Linked DNA regions of Homo sapiens: region 1 is linked to region 2. Evidence: chromatin loops called from intact Hi-C (ENCODE). Cell type or tissue: Caco-2. All regions are shown on one strand. Links, peaks and the distances in the headings refer to the core of each region. The heading gives the core; the rest is flanking DNA.

Region 1 (8,336 bases), core at 179-8,178, 58 kb before region 2:
CAGCTTTTTTTTCAGCCATTCACAACACAATCAAAAGATTAACAACACTGCATGCGGCAAACCGCATGCTCTTACCCACACTACGCAGAAGAGAAAGTACAACCACTATCTTTTGTTCTACCTGTATTGTCTGACTTCTCAGGAAGATCGTGAACATAACTGAGGGCATGAGTCTCACTAGCACATGGAGGCCCTTTTGGATTTAGAGACTGTAAATTATTAAATCGGCAACAGGGCTTCTCTTTTTAGATGTAGCACTGAAATCCTTGCTGGAGGGAAGAGAGGGGATGAACTCAAGTTTTCCACATCCTGGGACACCTGTCCCTCTTTTCCTAACTGCCTAAGATAACCCATTTCTTCCAACCATCTGAGGACAGTCCCGTCGTCTCAGAGGCCCTGCACCGGGGAGAGACTGGGCTCTGCAGCAGCCACATCAGCATTCACAGCTTCATGTGGCTTCACTGTCTGAAAATCTACCGACTCCAACATGGCCCCACGGTGACAACAGACCTGTGACAGGAAGCCCAAAGCTCACATAGAAATGGTGGACAGATCAAAGTCTCTATAGTAAGGGAAAAAAAGAGAGGTGGCAGGCATGAGCCCCCTGCACCCAGTGGCTCGTGTCCATACTGAGTCCAGACCCTGATCAAGGCCTGACTTAGTGTCACTGGCAGTCCCACTAAATTACACTTCCTTACACTGGCCCGATGCGACAAATCAGGTGGCTCCCTTCTGTCACGTGGAGCACACAGTGTTTTCCATCATCCATAGCTTTCTTCCTGATGGTGTTTGCATTATTGCGCCTTCCCAATCTGCATGCTGCGTTGGGCTTGCGGTGCCTGAACAAGGTTTGCTCCCATGAGCTCAGGCACCCTAGGATCCCCTGTTAGACTATTAGGCTGTCCAGCATGGTCTCCTTTCCCTTCTTGGTGGTGGTCTTTTCCCTTTCCAGAATAGAACAGTGATTCTTAAAATAAGTTAGAGCAGGCCGGGCGCGGTGGCTCATGCCTGTAATCCCAGCACTTTGGGAGGCCGAGGTGGGTGGATCACGAGGTCAGGAGTTCAAGACCAGCCTGGCCAAGATGATGAAACCCCGTCTCTATTAAAAATACAAAAATTAGCTGGGCGTGGTGGCAGGCACCTGTAATCCCAGCTTCCTGGGAGGCTGAGGCAGGAGAATCACTTGAACCCGGGGGGCAGAGGTTGCAGTGAGCCGAGATCACGCCACTGAACTCCAGCCTGGGCAACAGAGTGAGACTCTGTCTCAAAAAAAAAAAAAAAACAAAAACAAAAAAGCAAGATCATCCACTACACATGAACATGAATCACAGTATTATTTGCACAGGAAGGGTGTAACAAAATATGAATGTATCAAAAAATAGAAATAAAGTCTTTGCAGAAAAAGTCTGTTTTTCTCTGAAGTGTGTTGAGATTATCTGACAACTCTAAGATTGTACTTAAATTGTCAATAAAGCATCAAAAGAGCTTCTGAGTCTGTCTTTGAAGATACATTTTCAATCAATGTGAAGGGTGACGGAGGGAATCACAGGCTGTATTACTCCATGGGCCTCACTTGTGGCCTGGAGGAATTACCTGGTGATGAAATAGCCATTCAGTGACCTGGAGGAATTACCTGGTGATGAAATAGCCATTCTCATATCAACTCCAAGCTCCAGATTACCGCTGGCTGTTTCTCTTTGTTAAATAAGAGTAGTTTTTTAAGGCTATCAAAATTTGAAAGGGTTCCAAAAAGCAAACCCTCATTCATAAAAATCTAAAAGTTACTTTCCTGCCTTACTAGCAAACTTTTCTAATAAAAGTGTTTAAAAGAGAAGTTTGCATTGGAAAAGACTATCTATAAGGATTTTTTCTCATGTCATTCTAGAAAATTTCAGTGACTTTGCATTGCTGTCAATGTGGGTGTGTTGACGCTGCATTTTCAAAGAACTGCTTTAGTGGCCATGCATTGTTTATTTCACAATGAGCCCATGGTGGAGGGATCTGGAATGGAACATTCCGAGATAGGGCCTGCACAACATTAGGCAAAGAAGTACACACTGAGGTCCTCTGGGTGCCAGTAGCCACAGGAAACACTCCGAGGATATGCAAAGGTCATGGGAATGGTGGCCCAGGTGATGATAGAGCAAAAGGGGGCAGAGAAAGTGGGTGAGCTCTGGGTGCCAGGGTGGGAACCCCACCTCCAAAACGCACCTGTGTAAGAGCTTCGGGGACAATAATAGCATGCACCACGTTAGGTTGTTGTCACAACTAATTAATTTGCCTAAAGCACCTGGAACAGTGTGTAGGATAAACGAAGCACTGTGTAATTGTTCGCTATTGTTAAAAAATGAACCAGTCATTGGAAACTACAGAATAAAATAACAGAAAACACAAAACTAATGCAAAGTGATGACAAGTGCCAGGAATATCTATTTGAGCACACAATTGTAGATTTAGGGATTCGTGTTAGAGGCGGGTGACTCATGTTGCATATACGTATATTGTATTATCTTCTAGACAGCCCCAGAAGTGTTCCTATAAAGGTAAGTTGCTATGCTAGCTGTGTGTGTGTGTGTATGTGTTTGTGTGTATGTATGTGTGTGTGTGTGCGCGCGCACGCTATATGTGCAGATGATGTCCAGGGTGTGAATTCGGGTTAATATTGTGAGTGGAAATGAATAAGCACAAATGCGAAATGCTTATGCAGAAGACAGCATTAGACATGGGGTAAAGCCGGCAATCCCTGTTTGGGTAGTGGACGTGCCTCATCTCCATCTGCCCTTACTAGAACATTTCTGATAGTGTGGAGAATATCGATGTTCAGTTTTTTTAAGAAAATCCTATTTCAAAACAACATTGAGCCTCTTTTCAATCCACTGTGAATAAACTGTCTCACACAAAATAAGAAATGTTGCTGTGGTTTAAATAACATGCCGAAAAAAAAAAAAAAAAGCAGGGAGTATTGTCCGGGAAGACCTGCTTGACCATACAGATGGGTGGCACTGGCTTGAGGGACCCACCATGCTCGCTGATCTCATCCTCAGCTGCATAGGACCAATTTTGTCACTATATCAAGAGGTGACTGGGCCCCAAAAGACTAACGCTAACCTAACTCTTAAGAGAACGGGGCATAAAAGCTAAAACGTCAGTTTACAGTTTATATTTACTATGAGAAGCTTCCCTCCTGATGCTTCATACGTGCTTTTCCATCTGGCTGGAGTCATTCTTTAAAACCCCTGCCTTCTCCTTTTGACAGGCCAACCTGTGGGCTTCAGTTTGATGAATTTGTCCCGCAAATCTTTGCTAAACTCCTGGTCTACATTAACGCTCTTGGTGCGCACTTACTTCCCCAATCGTAGCATTGAACGTGCAACACTTTAATCACTTATTTACTTACCTCTGCTCCCCTAGGGACAGAGAAGAAGAGAGCTGTGTACTCACTGTTGTATACTTAGCACCATGCCTAGCATAGACCACACTCTATCACTATGAAACTGCATTTTTAAATTCTGAGCAGTTCTATGTGGAAAATAAAATTATAGCGGAAAGCTTTCTTGTTGAGCCTAGACTCAGAGCTAAATGACGTTAACTGCATCATGTTATTGAATAGTGTCACCTGCCCAGATGCACCAATTTCCATAACAGGCTGGGCGCAGCGGCTCATGCCTGTAATCCCAGCACTTTGGGAGGCCAAGGCAGGCGGATCACCTGAGGTCAGGAGTTTAAGACCAGTCTGACCAACATGGCAAAACCGCATCTCTACTAAAAATCCAAAAATTAGCTGGGTGTGGTGGTGCCCGCCTATAACCCCAGCTACTCGGGAGGCTGAGGCAGGTGGGAGAATCTCTTGAACCCCGGAGGTGGAGGTTGCAGTGAGCCGAGATCATGCCACTGCACTCCAGCCTGGGCAACAAAGTGAGATTCCATCTCAAAAAAAAAAAAAAAAATTCCATTACAAAGATAAGTCTAGCACAGACTGGAAACCTTTGCTCTCAGACTAGGGTAATCTTATCTCAAAGAGTCCCTGAGATACCTGGTCAAAGGGATCTGCTGTGGAGCTCCTCCCCCAGCTCCCCAGTGCCTCAGGTCATCTCAGCTGAACGCTGGGTGTTCCTGAAAGCTCCCATTGCATGTGCAGAATGAAACTCTAGTGTGTTTCTGTGGACAGTTTGTTTCATCCACAATTCTTGGATTTTTAATTTCAAACTCGAAGAGTGTCTTTTTTGAGAGATGCTGTTTAGCATCAAATCAGCACTCAGCATTTCTCCCTGTAAGGTTTTCTTTATATGTTTTGTTTTGTTTTGTTTTTGTTTTTTTTAAGACAGAGTCTTTGTCACCCAGGCTGGAGCACAGTGGCACGATCTCTGCTCACTGCAACTTCCACCTCCTGGGTTCACGCGATTCTCCTGTCTCAGCCTCCCAGGTAGCTTGGACTACAGGCGTGCAGCACCACGGCCAGCTAATTTTTGTATTTTTAGTAGAGATGGGGTTTCACAATGTTGGCCAAGATGGTCTCGATTTTTACCTCGTGATCCACCCACCTCAGCCTCCCAAAGTGCTGGGATTACAAGCGTGAGCCACCGCACCCGGCCTATATTTTTTTCATTACAAAATTATTATTACATGGTTACATGTCCATTATAGAAAGTAAAAAAGGCAAAAAAGAAAACATAAAAACTACCATCTAGAAATAATTTTGCATCTTATTTCCACTTAAAAATATATGATGAGCATCTTTCCATGTCAATAGATTTCTAAAGTGACATTTTTTTCAGGAATTCATTATGACCTACTGTATGCTAATTAATTTAATAAGTGTCTCTTTTACATTTCCATATCTAATTTAAAAGTCCAGGCCATGCACAGTGGCTCGCGCCTATAATCCCAACACTTTAAGAGGCTGAGGTGAGTGGATCACTTGAGATCAGGAGTTTGAGACCAGCCTGGGCAACGTGGTAAAACCCTGTCTCTACAAAAAATAAAAAATTAGCTGGGTGTGGTGGTGGGCGCCTATAATCCCAGCTACTTGGGATGCTGAGGCAGGAGAATTGCTTGAACCCGGGAAGTGGAGGTTGCAGTGAGCCAAGATTGCGCCACTGGACTTCAGCCTGGGCAACAGAGCAAGACTCTATTTCAAAAAAATAATAATAAAATAAAACCTGGACAGTTAGGGGCAAAGGGGAGTAGGTTGGTCACCCTGCCTGTGAGTAGCAGGTCCCAAGCAGCAACGTGCACTCACAGGCCCCCTTGTAGGCTCGGCACCCTTTGGTTTAAGTTGCTTACTTAACAAGCTCCTACTCATCTCTGAAATTTACCCCCATCCTCCCTCAAGCCAAACGAATCAAGAGGCTGACACTTCCAATACTGATGCCTCCCAAAGAAGTTTATCCCACTAAAAACAGGATCAACTGAAGCCTGGCAAGGCTTCATACTCCCAAAGGACCTGCCACGTGGTATTTGAGAACCTCTCAATTCTGAAACAGCTCTCTTTTAGCACCTGGCTTTATCTTCAGGACCATTTTTCACAAAGGCATTTAGATTTCATGATTTCACTGGAGTTCCATGTAGCCATCACTGAATCTCCATTTTCTCCAGCTGATTTTCCTGGAATGAGCTCCCCGTGGGTCTCTAGGTTTGGCATGCTCTTCCCACACATCGGTCTGCTTCTTCCCTTCCTGAAGGCCTATCAGGTCAACCCATCACATCTATAGTGCTCACCTGGTCTCCCCAGCTAGAGTGCTAACTCCATGAGGGCAGTTCCTTGCTGTGTTTATTGATTTCATGGATAAGTAGAGACCAGTCATCAACAGTCATCAGCTAAGGGGCTCATCCACCCCCTTCATTGCCCACTCACCTTGGATCTGTGCAAAACAATTGGAAACTGGGATTGTAGAACCACACATGCCAAGTGCCACCAATGAAACTATCATTTAGAAAAACTGCCATCGTTCCTTTTAATTTGGGTGTAATTGAAAAGTCATTATCATTTGCTTTTCTTTTCTTGCCTTTCCTGCTTATTTATTGTTCTAGGTGAAGTTTTTTAGTCACCAAGCTTTTTCATTCATTTTATCATCTTGGTAGCCCAAACAATGTTAGTTAAAATGGGTCTCCTAGTTGGTTTAGCAAATACTAGATACCTCTCTTTGAAGAATGGGATGCAGCACCTCCCACCAGTTTTTTTTTTTTTCTCTCTGAAAGTAGTTGACAACCCCTAGGGCAGCATAATTTCAACAATAGCAAAAACATAAATGCAAAACCACTCAGTTTCAAGTGTTTGCAAGAACTCTAAGCACCAGGAATAAGGCACAAGATGGGAATCAGAGACACCACAGTAGAATTCAGAGACACACACAGCAATCACATCCTTGTAAGTAAGTAACTCTGAACATAGCTCATTTCTACTGTGGGTCACCAAACACCAAGAAGCACTTGGAAGCATGCCTGGCAGTTGATAACTGGTAGTGACCTATCAACAGCAACATCCATTTATGTCAGAGGATGCTGGCCTCCTCATTCAACCCCTTAGGAGAATCATGATTGCTTAGCAGGTTCATGTGAAAGAGTGAGTTACAAGGTGACAGCAACTAGGTCCTATGGTTCCCAGACCTGCTTCATAGATACGGCAAAACTTTTATTTGAATTGGCTCACCCATGCATGTTTATTCCTGTCCCTGATGGTGACACTGATAGGGAAAAAAGTATTCCAGGAATGACAGTTGCAAAGTTCGCCATGCCATGGTCATGCAAGGGAACGATGCTGGTCTGAAAATTCTTTAGTAATAACATTATGAAATCAGAGAATCCCAGAACTCAAGTGTGTTCATGAAGACTAGAAAGCATAGTCCATTCCAGGGGCCAGCAAATGTTCCTGTACAAACCAGATAGTAGATAATTTAGGCTTTGCAGGCCATAAGTCTCCATTTATGTAATGAAAGGATGTGACCAAGGAGCAAGAGAGGATTCTGGGATATGTCTTAAGTTCTTCTTGGATGGCTGTGGGCCTGGAGTCCCATGAGCCAGGCTGCAGAGCACAGGAGCAGAGCCAGAGCCAAGTTTGCCTGTGAGACTCGGGGGTGGCAGGAAAAAGGTGGCTCTATTTACACCTGCTGAAATCTCACGGTCTGTGAGACCTCCAACGGTCAGGTTCAGTAAACACTTGAATCTTAGGAGAGAAGTCCTAGAAATACTTTTTATGTAGCTCTTTGTGTTACCGATGAATCATTTTTAATAAATAGACCCTTCAAAATAATAATTTCAGATGATAGCTTAAAATTGTAAAGAAATGACTCAAGAGAATTTGTTATGTTAACCTACTTGTACAAGATTAGAAGTACATCTCTAATTGCTTGTTATTTTAGAATAAATATTTTCCTTCCAAATTAATAATCTGATGAGAGATGAACCTATAATTTCAGTGATAAGAACAGAAGCCATGGCTTAAGGTGAACGTGGATTCCCAGGGCATGAACCCAAAGAAATAATTAAATAACAGCAAACAAACCAACCCTGGAGGAATTACATTTACAGTACATAAGGGAAAAAAAAATTAGGAGGCTGGGGAAGAGAGGTTGGAAGAGGTTTTATAGAGCAGAGTTGATCCAGATTGTCTAAAATTTAAACCTGTGGCTAAAAGAATATAGAGTCTTGACCCCTTTGTTGTTATTTTAATTACGTAACATTAGAGGCAACTTTTGCGAACTAATCTGAAGAAATACTTACATAATTTTAGCAGTCCAGTCCATTTCATTTGTTTTCTTTTTCTTCTAATTTCCTATGAAACAAAAATTTATATATATATTTTTTCTTTTGGAAGTCTCTCTCTGTTGCCCAGGTTGGAGTGCAGTGGCACAATCTCAGCTCACTGCAACCTCCGCCTCCTGGGTTCAAGCAATTCTCCTGTCTCAGCCTCCCGAATAGCTGGGATTACAGGTGCCCACCACCACACCCAGCTAATTTTTGTATTTTTAGTAGAGACAGGGTTTCATCATGTTGGCCAGGCTGGTCTCGAACTCCTGACCTTGTGATCCACCTGCCTCGGCCTCCCAAAGTGCTGAGATTACAGGTGTGAGCCACTGTACCCAGCCAAAAATTATTATTTAACATGAAAAAAAGAGCACCGTATAGTATGATCGCCTTTTTATAAAATAAAATCATTGTTTTTTGGGTTTCTAGCCACCATCTATCTATTCTTCCATCTGTATGCTTGGCCAACATTGATGACAGGAATGATGCTTACCAAAGGTGATACTGGCTTTTTGGATGGTGGTGAAATTTGGGGTGATTTTTCTTTTCTTCTTTATGCTTTTCCATATCACTTGAATATTTTTATCACAAGG
Region 2 (8,336 bases), core at 203-8,202:
CTTTATTTGTGGGTGTGGAATTTTTTTTTTTTTTTGAGACAGGTTCTCACTGTCACCCAGGCTGGAGGTCAGTGGCATAATCATGCCTCACTGTAGCCTCGACCTCCTGGTTCAAGTGATCCTCCTGCCTCAGCCTCCTGTGTAGGTGGGACCACAGGTGTGCAACATCATGCCCGGCTAGTTTTTTATTTTTGTTTTTGTAGAGATGGGGGTGTCCCTATGCTGCCCAGGCTGGTCTCAAACTCTTGGGCTCAAGTGATCTTCCTGCCTTGGCCTCCCAAAGTACTGTGATGACAGGCTTGAGCTACGGCACCTGGCCCTGTGTGGGGAACTTTTTAATAAATATGCTCTAATACAGTCATTCTCCAGGTACATCACCTGGAAACTTAGAAAGGTAAATTCTCAGAATTCCCTCTGCCAACTTACAGAGTCAGAAACTCTGTGATTTAACAAACCCTCCAGGACATTCTAGTGTATTCTGAAGTTTTATAGCCACTGCTTTAATAGAAACGAAAAGTTTGAGTCACAGAATGTGTGGAATAGGGCCTCACCACTTTACTATTAGGCAGATAACAAAGAGTAAATAATACTTATTTCAAAAAAAATCACAGAACATTGGAAAGCATACATTAGACACATTAGCTTCAGTACCAGAATAAGTAAGTTTTCACAAACAATTTATAAATATGTAATATTTTCCATTTAAGTCAATAATAATTATTTTTAATTACATTTTATTTTGTAGAGACAGACTCTCACTATGTTGCTCAGGCTGGTGTCAAACTCCTGGGCTCAAGCGATGCTCCTGCCTTGGCCACCGAAAGTGCTGGGATTACAGGTGAGAGCCACTGTGTTTGACCAAACATTATTTTTTTAAAGAACCAGCAGCACGGTTAACCAGACACCCCTTTCTGATTAAATGTGCAATACACAAAACGCTTTCATAAATAGTCGTGTAATAATTTGCTTATAGAGCTCTATGCAAATTATTTTTCAAAGTTATGTCATTGAGTTTTTTAGGGGGATAACTCATGATAACCAAATGAATTTAGACTTAATTAAGTACATGGATTCTATAGTAGTCACAACGTTGTGAGAGTAAACGTTTTTTTTAAAGGCAAGTAGATAATTTGCAGTTGTGTACATATGTGCTCCCAGGCTAATTTTCTTTTCTTTCTTTTCTTTTTTTTGAGACAGAGTCTCACTCCGTCACTCAGGCTGAAGTGCAGTGGTGGGAGCTTGGCTCACTGCAACCCCCGCCTCCCAGGTTCAAGCAATTCTCTTGCCCCAGCCTCCCGAGTAGCTGGATTTACAGGCGCATGCCACCATGCCCGGCTAATTTTTTTGTACGTTTAGTAGACACGGGGTTTCGCTATGTTGGCCAGGCTGGTCTTGAACTCCTGATCTCAAGTGATCTGCCCACCTCAGCCTCCCAAAGTGCTGGGATTACAGGCGTGAGCCACTGCGCCTGGCCGGAAACAACTATATTTTAAAAGAAGTAGAAGATTCAAGTGGTACCAACAATGCTTACTTTTTCCAGAAAAATAGATGTGGGATTTGAGCTTTGGAAGGTGGCTCTGGTGTGTTGTAGGTGGTGGGCACCTCCAGCTCCTGCTGCTCTTGCAAACTCCAGTTTCCAGATGGGCCTCACTTCTGCTGCTCCCTGTGGGAAACTCCTCCAGTTTTATCGTCAGTCAGTTTCCTAATTTTTTTTTTTTTGTAGTCTTGCTGTGTCACCCAGGCTGGAGTGTAATGGTGCAATCTCGGGTCACTGCAACTTCAAGCGATTCTCCTGCCTCAGCCTCCTGAGTAGCTGGGATTACAGGCATGTGCCATTATGCCCAGCTAATTTTTGTACTTTTAGTAGAGACGCAGTTTCACCATGTTGGCCAGGCTGGCCTTGAACTCCTGACCTCAAGTGATGCATCCACCTTGGCCTCCCAAAGGGCTGAAATTACAGGTGTGAGCCACCTCGCACGGCCAGTTCCCTATTTTTATCAGTGCACTTTACCATTTATCTACTCAATTCCTCACCCATATGCAAGGCTGCCCTTTTCTGAAGGATGCTAGTGGTGAATCCATTGAAAAATCCACTGATTGTGTTCCCCTAGGGCCTCTTCAAGATGGAAAGATTCAGGTGGGGCACGGTGGCTCACACCTGTAATCTCAGCACTTTGGGAGGCCGAGGTGGGCGGATCACCTGAGGTCAGGAGTTCAAGACCAGCCTGGCCAACATGACAAAATCCGTCTCTACTAAAAATACAAAAATTAGCCGGGGTGGTGGCTTGTGCCTGTAATCCCAGCTACTCAGGAGGCTGAGGGAGGAGAATCGCTTGAACTCAGGAGGCAGAGGTTGCAGTGAGCCAAGATTGTGCCACTACACACCATCCTGGGTGACAGAGTGAGACTCTGTCTCAAAAAAAAAAAGCCAGGTGCAGTGGCTCACGCCTGTAATCCTAGCACTTTGGAGACCGAGGCAGGTGGATTGCCTGAGCTCAGGAGTTTGAGACCAGCCTGGCCAACATGGTGAAACCCCGTCTCTACTAAAATACAAAAAAATTAGCTGGGCGTGGCAGCATGTACCTGTAGTCCCAGCTACTCAGGAGGCTCAGGAAGGAGAATTGCTAGAACCTGGGAGGTGGAGGTTGCACTGAGCCAAGATTGCACCGCTGTACTCCAGCCTGGGTGACAGAGTGAGACTCTATCTGGAAAAAAAAAAAAAAAAAAAAAAAAGATTCTACAGTGAGCACAAAGGTGAAACTCACCTTGAATGCTTTTACCAATTGAGTGTGGATGAACTAATTCAGAGTATTGCGGGCCCCTGCTGCAGCAAACACAGAGCTCCCAAAATGCTCAGGCTATTGGGAGGCAACTGCCTTGTCAGGGTGGCCAATGGTTTCCCCATTGCCAAATCGGACAGTTAACTCCAGTCCTTGTCTGACTGGAGGCCTGCAGATCACTGCCTCCTCTGTAACGCTCTTTACCCCCAACCCAGGGATCCAAGATGCCCTACTCTAGGATCATTTTCTCTGCCTCATTCATCACTCAGACTCCTTCATTTGTTCCTTCTCTTCTCCCTCCTCTGAGTGCTGCAGAGCCCGGGTTTCCATCCTCAGACCCCTGCCCTGCCTGCTCTCTGTCCCAAGGCAGCACTGCCAGCATCCGAAATAAAAATCCAGCCCTCCTATTCATAGTGACATCGAATTTCAGATCAACGACAAAGAGTTTTATGGCATAAGCATGTCCCAAATATTGCATGGCCCCAAATATTTACTTAGTTAATAAGTAAAAATTGCACAAGACATACTTATGCTAAAGAGTATTGACTATTTGTCTGAGTCCAAATGTCTCTGGGCATGCTGGGTTTCATCAGGTAATCCTGCCATGATTTCAGTTTCAAGGTGATACCATCTATGGTGACTCTTCTGAAAATGTTTATCTCTAGCCTAGGTCTCTCTCCTGAACTGCAGACTCCTGCTGCCTCCAGCACATCGCCACTTGGGTAATGAATAGGTGTCTCAACCTGAACATGTCAAAAACAACACTCATTTTTCCCCCCAATTCCTTGCCGTTCTCACAGGTAGTCTCGTCCCCCCAGCTGCTCACCCACAAGCCTTGCACTCAGCCTTGACTCTGTTCTTCTCACACCCCATATCCAGTCTGCCAGGAGGTCCTTGGTCCTCCTGGGCTACACTAATAGTGCCTCTTGCTGGTCACTGCAACCACCTCCCATTCCTTTCCCTGCATTGTCCTGTGCCTCACATGGTTTTTTTCTCAACATGCCAGCCAGAATGACTCTTTGAAAACTTTCTCATGCCATGTCACTTTTCAGCCCATCGCCCTGCAGCAGGTCCCCATGTTACTCAGTGTAAAAGCCCAAGGTCCTTGCCCCATCCTGCAAAGCCCCTGTGACTCTGTGGTCTCTGGAACCTTAACTCTTCCACTCTTCCTCCAGACCACTCCCTCTCCCGCAGCCTCCTGGGTGCTCCCACCAGCCAGCATGCTCCTGCTGCGGAGCTGTGGCCCTGGCTCCTTCCTTCCTCCCGGAATGCTCTTGGCTCCGGTGTGCATCATGGAGATAGCTCCTGTCTGCCCCCAAATCGCTGCTCAAACCTCACCTCAGTGAGGCCGGCGCTGACCTCATCACTGACCTATTCACCTTCCAAACTGCTCACCTCCCAGGACTCTGATACTCCTTCCCAACTCTTTTTCATTCTTCCATAAATAACAATGTCTAACTTATTAGGCAATTTCTTCATTATAATTGTCCTTTGTTTTCAGTCTCTTCTCACTAGAAAGGAAAGTCCATAATGCCCAGAATCTTTGTTGGGTTCCCTGAAGAATGCCAGGCTCCCGGAAGAGGGCCTGCCTCCCAGCAGGCACATGTGTGTGGAATGAATGAATGAATGAATGAATGAGGCTTGTGCAAACTAACTGCTTGCAGGAAACACCTGCTCCTTCCTGGGCACTGGGTGAAATCTTTCGTAGAAGTTAACCATTGACTCTTCTCCCCACCAGCCTCCTCCGTCCCTCACAGTTAAATGCAGCTGGAAGAGGGGTTGCCCTGTACCTCCAGCTAGGTGGACTCCCCAGGAAAGAGTGACATCTCACCACTGAGCCACCTCAGCCTTTTCCAGAGACAAGCCTTCTCTAGGCCAATCATCAGTGTCACAGCTATTTGTTCTTGGGATTTGTGGCTCTATATTCACATGTAAGAAGCCAAGGCACCCATGGGGAGCCACAGGCACCAACAGAATACACTGAAATCAATCTTGCTGCGACTGGGGCTACAAGCATGGTTACTTGGCTCACCACAGGTATTTTCTTTCTTTTTAATTTATTTATTTATTTATTTATTTTGAGACAGGGTCTTGCTCTGTCCCCCAGGCTGGAATGCAGTGCTGCGATCTCGGCTCACTGCAACTTCCACCTCCCAGCTTCAAGCAATTCCCCTGCCTCAGTCTCCCAAGTAGCTGGAACTACTCCCGAGTAGCAGGTACACATGACCGTGCCCTGGTAATTTTTTTGTATTTTTAGTAGAGACAGGGTTTTCCCATGTTGGCCAGGCTGGTCTCGAACTCCTGACCTCAAGTGATCCGCCCACCTCAGACTCCCAAAGTGCTGAGATTACAGGCATGAGCCCCTATGCCTGACCATCACAGGTATTTTCTGAAGTTGTCAGTTTTAGTTCTGGAGGATCCTTGGAATGTCATGTTTTGGGGGATGAAATAAGAGAGGAAATTATCAAGATTGCTTGCTAAAGTGACTTGTGCATCTGGACAAAAAAGAAAATGCAAGGGAGACAAACCCCTGAATCTACTTAGTGAGAAGGTGGAGCAGGGAAGGGAACATGGTGCCCGAGGTAACAGGCTTTACAGTCTAACTTCCCCGGTGTTAGGTCCAGGTCTACTTACCATTGTAGGAATTCTCAGCCTCTCTGAGAACTTCTTAGGGTTAGGGCCTAACTGCCCTGGAGTTAGGTCCAGTTCTGCTTCTCCTTGAAGGAAGTTCTCAACCTCTCTGAGCCTCAGTTTCCTCTTCCATAAATCAGTGATGCTATATCAAAGCATAGCTTTGTGAAACACAAAAACAAATGAAATACGTATGCGATATACTTAGCATATGTTTCTATTTGTTCTTCCCGGAACAGGGTGAGTATACAATAAACTGCAGAGACTCTCATTCTTTGGGATTTAATTCTTTGGGATTTAAGCTGACTGCTGGGTTTTTGTGTTGTTTTTCAGCTTTATTGAGGCATAATTGACAAAAAAGAATTTGATATATGAATACATTGTAAAATGCTTACCACAACCAAGTTAGTTAATATATCCATCATCTCACATAATTCCTATTTTTGTGGTGAGAACGCTTAAGGTCTACTCTCAGCAAATTTCAAGTATAGAATGCATTATTAACTGTAGTCACCATGCTGTACGTCAGGTCTTCAGAACTTATTCATTTTTTAACTGAGTTTATGCATTTAGACAAACATCTTCCCATTTCCTAGATGCTGGGTTCTAAGAAAACAATGTAACAATTGTCCCAAGAAAGAAGGAAATTCAGGCCAGGTGTAGTGACTCATGCCTGTAATTCTAGCACTTTGGGAGGCAGAGGTGGGGGGATCGATTGAGCCCAGGGGTTTGAGAACAGCCTGGGCAAAATAGCAAGATCTTGTCTCTACAAAAAAATAAAAACAAAAAAACAAAAAAAACTAGAAGAATTAGCCAGGTATGGTTAGCTGGGCGTGGTGGCGTGTGCCTGTTGTCCCAACTACTCGGGAGGCTGAGGTGGGAGGATTGCTTGAACTCAGGAGTTTGAGACTGCAGTGAGCCTTCATCTCAAGTATCAAGTATCAAAGGCTTGATAAAATATACTTTTTACTGTTAAAAAGAATACTAAATTATATGACGTATTGTTATAATAAGGAAAGGCGTCCAAACAGATCCAGGTGAAAAAAAAAAACAGAATAATGGCAAAGGTTGTCTCAACAAATGCAAACTATTATAGTGTATGCCAGTCATATCACATAGGCCAGGCTTACCTGTGACAGTGTTCATGAAGCCCTTTTCAGAAACCAAAGCTAGAATCAATTTCATTCCTGGGTAACCTGAATAAAGAGAAATACATTTCAAAATTAGTATGGGACTGGGAGAGACTAAAATCTGTTGTTTTGGAGGGAGATCTAGAGTTTTCTCTTGGACAACAGATGGAGAAGTTGGAGTGAATAATTTTTCTTTTTAGCTTTTTTATTGAAATCACATGAATACAAAAAAGGGCACAGACCATAAGTGTACACATATCAATGAATTTCCCCAAAGTGCATACAGCATGTGATGACAACCCCAAACAAGAAGGAGAATATTACAGCACCTCCGAAGTCCCCTTCCTACCCCTCCCACTCCCCACCCCACCTGCATCTCCAAAGGTAACCACAGAGATTTGTAACATTATCTTGACACATAGACTCATCGTCCCCAGTTTTAAACTTCTCTTGGAATCATAGAGTGATAATTTTTGGTGTCTAGCTTCTTTGGGTCCAAATTATATTTGTGATATTTTTTCATGTTGTTGCATTTAGCTGAGTTTTATTCATTTTCATTGCTGAGTAGTGTCTTATAGCATAAGTATACCACAATTTATTTACTTGTTCTAGTTTTTATGAATATCAGTTTGTTTGCAGTTGTTTGCACTCTGTCGCCCAGGCTGGAGTGCAGTGGCACGATCTCAGCTTACCACAACCTCTGCTTCCTGGGTTCAAGCGATTCTCCTGCGTCAGCCTCCCGAGTAGCTGGGATTACAGGCATGCGCCACAATGCCCAGCTAATTTTATTTGTATTTTTAGTAGAGATGGGTTTTTGCCATGTTGGCCAGGCTGGTCTTGAACTCCTGACCTCAAGTGATCTGCCTGCTTTAGCCTCCCAAGTGCTGGGATGACAGGCATCAGCCATAGAGCCTGGCCCAGTGCTATTTATAATGGTGTGTGCTTAAATGTGGAAGTGCCAGGTCACAGGTATGCCTATCTTCAACTTTAGGAGAACCCATTGCATGACTTTCCCACACAAGTTGCATTCCTTTTCTTTGCTCCAGAAATGTGAACTCCAGTTGCTTCATATTCCTGCCACAGCTGGTGTATTTCATCTTCTGTATTTGAATCATTCTGATGGATGTGTTCAAGTGAGGTTGACCATCTTTTCTAAAGTTTGCTGGTGGCTGGGTGCTGTGGCTCGTGCCTGTCATCCCAGCTACTTGGGAGGCTGAGGCAGGAGAATTGCTTGAAGCTAGGAGGTGGAGGTTGCAGTGAGTCGAGATCACACCGCTGCACTCTAGCTTGGGTGACAGAGTGAGACTCCATCTCCAATAAATAAATAAATAAATAAGTAAAGAATAAGAATAGGTTTTACACAATAATAAATGTAAATGATAAGATAGATAAACACTTTGAAAGACCTTAAACTTCATATGTAAGGTACAAAAATTAAAATTGATGTTCATCAAAATTGTAAAATTTTCAAAACATTTTCAAGGCATTAGCAAAGTGGTGACGAGTATTGGTACATTCAGTAGTGCATGTAATTAGTCACAAAACCCTCTTCTTCTGGGACTTCATCTTAGAAATTTAACCAAAAGAAGAAAAATGTGTGTGTTGTCATGGTGGTATACTATAGAGGTAAAGAATATGATCTTCTGAGTTAGGCACACTTGACTTGAAATCCTGCCTCTGATATTTACTAGCTAACCTGGAGGAAGTGACTAAACAAAGCTAAGCTTCAGGTCCTCATTTATAAAATAGAAAAAAAAATATATCTGACACAAAGTGCTTAGTGCCCAGTACATAG

What was found. A loop is a pair of places that touch in the nucleus more often than their neighbours do. Peaks named below come from ENCODE experiments on the same cell type or tissue, not always from the same donor. Only the 100,000 strongest peaks of a DNase experiment are listed, where the experiment ranks them.
Region 1: a loop joins it to region 2, with 2.4 times the contacts of the local background. A loop is called at or near these places in 7 of 110 quality-filtered maps.

The regions. Positions count from the first base shown.
Region 1 is chr6:161,340,566-161,348,901 of GRCh38, reverse strand. PRKN (parkin RBR E3 ubiquitin protein ligase) reads left to right here. Exons shown (of 12, transcript NM_004562.3): 12 at 1-1,485. Among named protein-coding and RNA genes, the nearest start is that of AGPAT4, 71 kb to the right of the region's middle. In Caco-2, for the core only: no CTCF peak of the experiment used is centred there; DNase peaks (open chromatin) are centred at 4,071 and 6,722.
Region 2 is chr6:161,282,578-161,290,913 of GRCh38, reverse strand. No RefSeq gene overlaps it. Among named protein-coding and RNA genes, the nearest start is that of AGPAT4, 13 kb to the right of the region's middle. In Caco-2, for the core only: no CTCF peak of the experiment used is centred there; no DNase peak of the experiment used is centred there.